Regions from separate parts of the Homo sapiens genome. Here region 1 is linked to region 2. Evidence: chromatin loops called from intact Hi-C (ENCODE). Cell type or tissue: ascending aorta. All regions are shown on one strand. Links, peaks and the distances in the headings refer to the core of each region. The heading gives the core; the rest is flanking DNA. Region 1 overlaps LOC124909408 (a long non-coding RNA gene). Region 2 holds the start of CD200 (CD200 molecule).

Region 1 (6,848 bases), core at 1,681-4,180, 78 kb before region 2:
CAAGAAGGTGAATTAACCAGAGGAAAATATTAAAATAGCTTATAAATGTCTTATTTCCCCAAAAAGAGTTTTTGATAGTTGCTTTTTTTTGACAAAAAATCACTACATACATGGGTTTCAGCAAAATGGCAGAATGAGAGGGCCCCAGTCCAAGACCCTTCACAGAAATTCTCTAGTCTTCTTACAGAGTTAGTAACTATTCATAGACAAGAATGCCTTTGTAAGAAGTCTAGATCACTGGGATAAAATTGCAGCACCCAGTAGAGCATAGAAACAGAAAAGCTATATTAAAAGAGGTAAGAGGAATGATTTCACTTTGGCCCGTGTTGCCCCTCCAGCAAGCCAGCACAGAGCCATGCCAAGAAAGATCCCCTTGGCCTATAACTTCTCCAGTGGGAGAGAAGGAGACTGAGGTGGCTGTTCAATTTCCCCAGCATATCAGAGACATACAGAAGAGCCCCAAATCAGTTTCACTTCACATGGAATACTCGGGGGATTGGCCTGGATAGACTGACAGGAGAGAGTTATGAACAAAGAAAAAGAGTTGTGGGAATTTCAGCAGCAGTATGCAGATCTTTGTGGAGTCTCCATATTTCCACCAGTTGCCTTACCCAAACAGGCAGCCTCGCCCAACCAGAGTCCACTCATCCAGCCCTGCCTAAGTGTGAAGGTCCTCCAACTGGCCCTACCCAATGATGGAGCACACTCAGTGGCTCTACCTGACCAGAGAGTCCAGACAGTAGCCCTCTCATACCAGGGAGCCCAGCCAGCAGCCCTGCCGGATCAGGGGGCACTTCCAGCACCCTGCTCAATCAGGGAGCATGACCAGCAGCCCCAACTGAATGCAGAGCCTAGCTAGAAGCCCTGCTCACCTGAATGCAGAGCCCAGAGAGCAGCCCTGTCAGACCACAGAGCCCAGCCAGATGTCCCTTCTTACTGTAGAGTTCCACCAGTGTCCCTGTCTAACTACAGGGCTCTTCCAACTGGTCCCACCTGACTTTGGAGCCCAGCCACTGACCTTGTCTGACTGTAGAAATCCCCCTAGATAGCCATACTCAACTTCGGACATTCCCCCAACTAGCCCCAACTGACCATGGTGCCCAGCCAGCTGATTCTGCCAGGTAGCAGAGCACAATCAGTGGGCACCACTCAGCCACAGAGCACTGGCAGTGGGTCCTGCTTGACCAGGGACCCTGGTGGCACAGCATGCCTGATCCTATATGCTACCAGCTGGCTTAGCCAAAACTCCACGCTGAACTATGTGGAAAAGGTCTGACCCTGACAAAACCAATCTACAAAGTCTAAAGAAGTAATCACTTCCTCAAGTGTACAGTACAGTTGCAGGATACAAAATCAACATACAAAAATTAGCAGCATTTCTATTTACAAACAACAAACAATGAAAAAAGGAAAGAACACAATCTCATTTACAATTAGCAACAGAAAAAATAAAATACACAGGAATAAACTTAACCAAAATGGTGAAAGACACGTCCACTGAAAATTATAATATGTTGACAAAGGAAATGAAAGAGGAAACACATAAATTGAAAGACATCTATGTTCGTGGTATGGAAGGATTAATATTGTTAAAATGTTTATAACACCCAAAGTTATCTACAGAGTCAATGCCATCTCTATCAAAATTCCAAGGGCATTTTTCGATATGAGTGCCAAGAATACAAAATTGGGAAAGGCTCGTTTCTTTAATAAATGGTGTTGGTAAAACTACATCCACATCTGAAAAAAATGAAGTTGGACCCTTATCTTTCATCATACACAAAAATCAACTCAAAACGAATCAAAGTTCTGACTATGAGATCTGAAACCACAGAACTGCTAGAAGAAAACAGAGAGCAAAAGCTTCTAGATGTTGACCTCGGCAATTGTTTCTTAGATATGACATCAAAAGCACAGGCAACACAGCAGAAATAGACAAACAGAACTACATAAAATGAAAAAGCTGCATGACAAATGAAACAATCAACAGAGTGAAAAGTAACCTATAGAATGAGAGAAAATATTTGCAAGTTATGTATGTGATACGGGGCTACTTTAAAAAAATATATAAGCAGTTTCTAAAACTCAATAGCACAAACCAAATAATCTGTGTAAAAAAATGGGCAAAGGACTTGAATAGAGAAACATTTCTCTAGAAAAGACATACTTCGATGGAGGAATTAATATTGTTAAAATGTTCATAACACCCATATATCATGTACCATAATAATATGTAAATAAAAGGAGAAACTGGATGCAGGATATATAAGAACACTGTACAGTCTTCTCAATTTATCTGTAAATCTAAAACTGTTCTAAAAGATGAAGGCTATTTTAAAAATAATTCTGTAAAATTTTTAAAATTGACCATTTTAAAATTGATCATTGACATGTGATCCATTGACATGTGACCAACCCTTTTTTGATAATCAAATATTTCAATATTATGTTTTTACAATTAAATTTATTTTATGTAGTGTTTAGTTTTTTAAATAATTGCTCTATTAAATTTTATCTGATATTATTTTATATAAAATTAAATATGCTTAACTATAATTGTTAAACAGTAATTGTTTTATAAGGTGACTTAGACATGTCTGGAGCCTGAGGAAAAGAAGCCAGTAGAGAGACTGCTATAAAACCCAGGAAAAGGAATAAGGGGAACAGAGACACATGGGGACTAGGAGTGAGCTGTCGAAAGGAGAAGGGCCATCCTCAGAATCGAGGGAAAGAAGAGAGGATAGGAGAAGAAGAGAAAAATGTGATTGTGCCTATGCTTGAATGTGTCTACCATGGCATGTCCTCCTGCTTTGGGGACATAAACGTCTTGCTCTGCATTCCTTTGTGAGAATGGCAGTAACAGAGGAAATGTCACTGTGCCCCAGGAATAGCTTCAGAAGGCTCTAGAATTAGATCCCGAGGCATGAGGTCATCATATGCTTGGAAGTTCCAGTGAGTTGAAGTATTTGAAATACAGCACTGATTCTGTGGGCACTGCTGCCTGGCTTAGGCATTGCAAAGAGACTGAAGCATGTGGGGATTAGTTTAATACCCCAAAACTTTGCAGCTTTGGGAGCAGCAGGACACAGCAGCACTTTAGATAGGAAGGCGCTCTTCTCATAGTCAGTATTGGCAAACATGGTCATGTGGAGGTATTTATTACAGGTGGATCTCAGGCATGAGATATATCAACCTCAAAGAATACCTGGGAAACCTTCTAGATATGCTTCAAGAAATTAGAAGAAATCTTGACTGGGGGTCAGGGAGGCAGGGTCTGACCAAGTTCCAAGTCAGGCATGGGGAGATGAACAATTGGCAAAATTTAGATTATCAAGGTTAATGTTACCATGTTTTTACCCACAGGTTCATGAGATTAGAGGCCCTTTAGACAACATGAATTTCAGCTAGTTATTTTTAGCTGTTCATTCCTAAAATCAAAATCACCCTTCAGCATTTGTTACAGACACTTAAATCCTAAATTAGAAACAAGAATACAATTGGCCAGGCGCGGTGGCTCACCCCTGTAATCCCAGCACTTTGGGAAGCCGAGGCGGGTGGATCACGAGGTCAGGAGATCGAGACCATCCTGGCTAACATGGTGAAACCCTGTCTCTACTAAAAAATTAGCCGGGCGCGGTGGCGGGCGCCTGTAGTCCCAGCTACTCGGGAGGCTGAGGCAGGAGAATGACGTGAACCCAGGAGGCCAAGCTTGCAGTGAGCTGAGATCACACCACTGCACTCCAGCCTGGGGGACAGAGTGAGAATCCATCAAAAAAAAGAAACAAGAATACAATAGCACAATTCATGTGACAACCACATGTAGGTTTAGTGATGTTTGTTCTCTGTGAAGCTAAGCTATCTCAGCTAGGTGGTTGAGGACATTTGTACTGTCTGGACTAGGCAGAGGTGAATATGATTGAATGTGTAAGACAGTGCCAATTATGTACCATATATAGCTGTGTGTGTTTCCTTCTGTCTAAAATATCAACCTATGCTTGCCTTTAATCTCATCCTCAATTGCAATGCTCAAAACCCCTCCTAGTGTCATTATATTGTCAAAAAATACTCTGAATCACAGGTTTAGAGAGATAAAAATTCTAACTTCTCTTAAAGAAACAACGTCTGAAAATCTTTTCATTTGTGTTGTTCCACATGAAATGACTTTAAGTGTTGAATGTGCACATTATTCCTACATTCTGAGACTTAGATTTATAGCTTATGAGTTGTCCTTCTAAAGGTATACTCTTCATATGCCAGTGACTCCCCAGCTTATACAGCAGTTATGCCTTATTGGTGAGGGATGCGTTCAAAGACTCCTTGTGGATGCCTGAAACCTGTTACCAAACCCCATATATCTCTAGTGCACATCTAAATCTGTGTTTAGACGAACAGAACCAGCTTTGTACCCGATTATCTTCACCAAGATGTCTGACTTACGTAAATCTCAAACTTGTCGTATTTAACACAAAGTTCTTAATTTCCTTCCTTTTTCAAGCCCACTTCTGCTGTGTTTTCTGTTTAAGTAAATAACACTCATCCATTTAGTTATGTCAAAAACCTAGGAATTATCCATGACTTCTCTCTTACTCTTTCTGCACTTTAAATGCATCAGCTAGTACTGTCTTCAAGAATGTATCCTTTTTACCCAGTCCTCGCCATCTCCTTTACTATCCCCCTTGCCCAAGCCACTATACTTTCATCCTGCTGTGGAAGCAGTTTTCCAACCCTCCTTACTCTCCTTTTGACCACTTAATATACATTCTTCACTAGCCAGAACAATCTTTGAAAAATGTAACCTACCATATGTCACTCCCCATTTGAAATGTTCCTATTGGGATTTTAAGATGATATTAAATACTCATTTTCTCAGCTCTCAAGTCTGGATTCAATTGAGAGGCAGACAGATTTGGGCAAATGAGATAAAATATTTGTTTTGTATTGATAAATGGTTGGATTGGCAGATATTGCCTTGTATTGAGTATGGTCGTAAAGACATCACTAATATTTAACTTATCTACCTATTTATTTTCCCTCACTTTGAAGTGTGGTTAGAATTTGGAGGAAGCAATTTCATGAAGGTAGAAATAAGATTGCCCTCATAAAATATGTTATGTCCTCATAAAATAAATATTTATATATTATATATAAAATATATAAATTTATTATCTGATCCTTCCCAAGAGAGATTCCGCACCTCTGGTTGCCCTTAGGCTTAATCATTAAGCCAGAACCATAAAGAGAACAAAAAACATTACCTGTGCCCAACGTTTTATGGCCTTTGTCACTCCTCAAGTAGTCTCTCCAAAGGAGGAATGTCTGACGTGGTAAGTAAGTTTGAGAGGAAACTGGATTTTGTTGGATCCACCCCTTCTGAAGTCTCTTGTTGTCTTCCTCCCTCAAGAGATGTCTGCCCTATTTTCCACTTGTTTGGAAACTATCTCCCCTGTCTGGTGTCCTTGCAGCTGTGCATCTGTCAGTCTGTGCTGGTAAGCTTTCTCCCTCAAAAACCGACTTGATGTGCTTCTCTGTTCTTATAATATCTGGCTCATATACCTGCATTTCACTAACCTAACCTATATATTATATATAATTTTGTTGTTTATATGTTCATCTTTTATACCTCACTGAGTTCCTTGAGGGTAGGAACAGTGAGTTGTATTTTTTTTTGTTTTTTTGTTTTCTTTTTTTTTTTTTGACTCCATGTTCTCAGAACTCTGGCACAGAGTAAATACAAAATATTTCTTCTTCCTTTCTTCCTTCCCTCCTTCTCTCTCTCGTTCTCTCCCTCTCTCTTTCTCTCTTTATTTCCTTTGTCTATCTTTTAAATCACCAAAACAATACTTTGTATGCAGTAGGTATTTTCCTGCCTAGTACATACCCAAGTATTTTTCAATATCGTTGCAAAGTAATTAGTCTTAGAATTCCCACCTAGATTTTTAGAGGGATTTAAGTCTGATAGTGTTGTCTATATAATGTGAAACAATGTTATTTTACTCAACTGTAATGTAATATCAACAGTTTGTTATATGTATCTGTTTGCACACTTTATGGACACCTCATATTTTGAGATATCTGCCATATCTCAAATGTTGTAAAACCTATCTTAAGTACTAAACAAATGACTGATACAAGCATGTTTTATCTCGATATCTGAACACTCCTCATTACTTATAATCTATATCACCAACATTAATTTTCTGTCTCTCATTTGTTCATGCTTGTTTACATTTGGTAATAGCTGGACAAGTATTAACCAGGTTGGAAGTTATGTTTAAGATGGTGAACTGATTAAGCAATAAGTAAATGTATGAGCCTATATAACTAAAAAATCTGAATATTTAGCTTTTGGAGCAGCTGGATGAGAAGCTTATATATATCTGTTATCAGGACCTAGACAATTTTTCTTTAGGTCCTACTTTTGTTTTCTTTAGGTCTACTTTTGTTCACCTCTAATTAGGATCCATTCTTAGTTATGCTCTGTCCTTGTAGTTGCAAGATGACTGCAGCAGCTCTAGAACACTTATCTTTAAAACTCCACACCCAGGAGAAAAGGGAAAGTCCTTGTCTCAGAAAGTTCTAAGAAAGTCTTAGAATAGAATCTCACAGATCTTGATTTCACAGACTTGGATCCTGTGTCCATTCTGGAATCAAACTGTGGCCAGAACAAATAGCGATTAATAAAATGTATTGTTAGAATGAGGATTTGGCCAAAAGTGCACTCCCAGAGCCAGGTATGAAATCAACTTTATACATATAGAAAGGTAGGAGAAGGGAATCCCCCAAAACAAAATCAGAGTTCTGTAACCACAAGATGAGATCTTGATTACAGGTGGTAAACCCAACAAATG
Region 2 (2,500 bases), core at 1-2,500:
GGAGGTGACCGGGGCTAAAACAAATACTAGATTTGTGAGCAAAAGAAATCATTTTACCTCTCTGAGACTCCGGAAAAGTAATAGTACCAATCTAATGGTTAAAAAGACTAAATGAAGTAGTATATAAAGCTCCTAGAATACTGCCAGTAGAAATAAGCACTAAATAAATGTTGCTCTTATCTCACATAGTTATTATGAGAATTAGGCAATTAAAGCACTTAGTATAGAGCCTAGGTTATAGTAAATGCCAATACGTGTTAGGTAGCTAAAAAAATTAATCGATCAAATCATATAGGGGGAACTACAGTCCTGAAAACAAAGAAGCCCACTTATAACCCTTGCCATGCAGTCCAGGGTTCACAAAAACCTGGGTCTTACCAGACAGCTGCCCACCTGGTAGCTATATTGCCCCTATTCATGCCTCTTCCTCAGCAAGTTTCTATGTCCAAATCCACATTACCCCACATGTAGTCACAAGGACTTGGAAATATCAGCCTTTCCGCCTGTTTATGTGTAAAACGAGGTAATAATTCATTTTTAGAAGGATAGTTACAAAGAAGATTAACAGCATCTAGCTTGCAGTAGACCGTAGCTCACAGACCACCATTCTCCTTTGTTAAGAAAGACAGTGAAATCATTGGCTATGTGGTCTTGCCAACAAACCATACATGAAAAAATTATCTTGAGGCATTCACTGTATTTGGATTCTTATACCAATACCATTGTATTTGGATTTCATATACCAATGGGATATATGAAAACCTTCTCCGTTTTTTGTCTTGTAAGCTGGTTCCGAATAAACAAAATGTCTGTTTCTCTAGATACCCGGGGTTAACCCTTCAAAGCATTATGATCACAGAGCATTTCAGCTCTCTCAAGTGTAGCTTCAGCTTTAACTGATCCTTCATGGCTTCCCCCAGGCAAGGGCTAGGAGGGAGAAAGGGGCTGCATAACAAAGAGGAGACGCAGGAGCTCTCCCGGAGAAAGCGAGCCTGGAAATCTGTATCTCCGCCGCAGCTTTTGGTGCCAATATGGAACCAATACAGCATTTCTCTTTCCCTTTTGGGGGCAGTTTAAAATAGGCTGTGCCTCCCCAGTTTTGGGAGCTGGAGCCAGTGAGCCGAGCCGAGCCTGCCCGGAGGATGCGCCAGCTTCGTCAGCGCGGATCAAGAGCCCCCGGAGCCCCGGCCTGGTGCATCTTTTTTTCAGGCAATTGGAATGGAGAATCTGGACGCCAGCAGCTGCCTGTAAACCACCCTTTGGAAGGCAAAATCCGTTTCTCAGCAAGAGAAAGCGCTTAGAGAAAAGCGCTGCCATCAACACCGCTGATCTAGTCCCCGGACCAGATTGTGGCAAGAGCCGAAGCTCCGCGCCTTCCACTCGCCGCCCGCCCCAGGGCCACCGGCTCAACATCGCCTGCCCTGCGCCCTCCTTCCCAAGCCCCGGCCCCGCTCACCAGCCTCTCCATCCTTGCTCCTGGAGGCGCGCGCGAGGTGGCTGACTGCGGATGTGCGCCTGGAGCTCTGCTAGGCAGGCGGGAGGAGCGTCACCTGTGCCCCTGCCGCACCTCCCGCCTCTTCCTCCTCGCTAGCCCCCTTCTCCCACTCCGTTTTCCCCACGCCCTCACAGGAGCGGAGGCTGTCTGTGTGGGGGGAATTAAATGATGTTTATATTCAGCTTTGTCTATTTTCAGACATTTTTCCCTTTTCAAAGGTGACCGCTGGGGAAACTGACAAAGTGTTTGGAAAAAAAAAATCATTTTTTTTTTTCCATTTTCCTGCTACCTGGACTGAGAAAGGAAATGAGGTGGGAGGTTGTGGAGATCAGTTGTTGACCTGTTAGCTCTTGATGTAGTGGCAAAGGATTCAAGCTGAATTTAACCAATGGACTTTTTTTTTTTTTTAAAGAAAAAACTTACATTTATTATTTTTAAATCCAGATTCAAATTATATATTTAAGCAATTCCGTAATGATTTCACCTTTCATGATGTGATCAATTCTTTGGTGAAGAGTTTCCTTCCACTTGCATTAATGATGAGGATTCTTTTTTCCCTTCTCCTTCTCCTTCTTCTCCTTCTTCTTCTTCTTGAGACGGAGTCTCGCTCTGTGGTCCAGGCTGGAGTGCAGTGGCGCTATCTTGGCTCACTACAAGCTCCGCCTCCCGGGTTCCCGCCATTCTCCTGCCTCAGCCTCCCGAGTAGCTGGGACTACAGACGCCCGCCACCATGCCCGGCTAATTTTTTGTATTTTTAGTAGAGACGGGGTTTCACCATGTTAGCCAGGATGGTCTCGGTCTCTTGACCTCGTGATCCGCCCGCCTCGGCCTCCCAAAATGCTGGGATTACAGGCGTGAGCCACTGCGCCCGGCCCTCCTCCTCCTCTTCCTCCTTCTCCGTCTCCTTCTCCTTCTCCTTCTCCTCCTTCTCCTTCTCCTCCTCCCCCTCCCCCTCCTCCTCCTCCTTCGTCTTCTTCTTCTTGTTCCAGAGTTCTTGGCTCTTAA

The links. Peaks named below come from ENCODE experiments on the same cell type or tissue, not always from the same donor. Only the 100,000 strongest peaks of a DNase experiment are listed, where the experiment ranks them.
Region 1: it touches region 2 in a loop (2.7-fold over the local background); 7 of 110 quality-filtered maps call a loop at or near these places.

What each region holds. Positions count from the first base shown.
Region 1 is chr3:112,407,712-112,414,559 of GRCh38, reverse strand. All of the region lies in intron 1 of LOC124909408 (a long non-coding RNA gene), which reads right to left. Among named protein-coding and RNA genes, the nearest start is that of CD200, 78 kb to the right of the region's middle. RefSeq lists an enhancer at 434-934. In ascending aorta, for the core only: no CTCF peak of the experiment used is centred there; DNase peaks (open chromatin) are centred at 2,919 and 3,545; H3K27ac peaks cover 2,167 bases.
Region 2 is chr3:112,332,181-112,334,680 of GRCh38, reverse strand. It overlaps CD200 (CD200 molecule), which reads right to left and starts at 1,525. Exons shown (of 6, transcript NM_005944.7): 1 at 1,457-1,525. The coding sequence starts at 1,468. It overlaps LOC105374042 (a long non-coding RNA gene), which reads right to left. Exons shown (of 5, transcript NR_147411.1): 5 at 1,927-2,495. RefSeq lists enhancers at 1-900, 901-1,858. In ascending aorta, for the core only: CTCF peaks have their summits at 1,315 and 1,519; a DNase peak (open chromatin) is centred at 1,490; H3K4me3 peaks cover 2,500 bases; H3K27ac peaks cover 2,500 bases.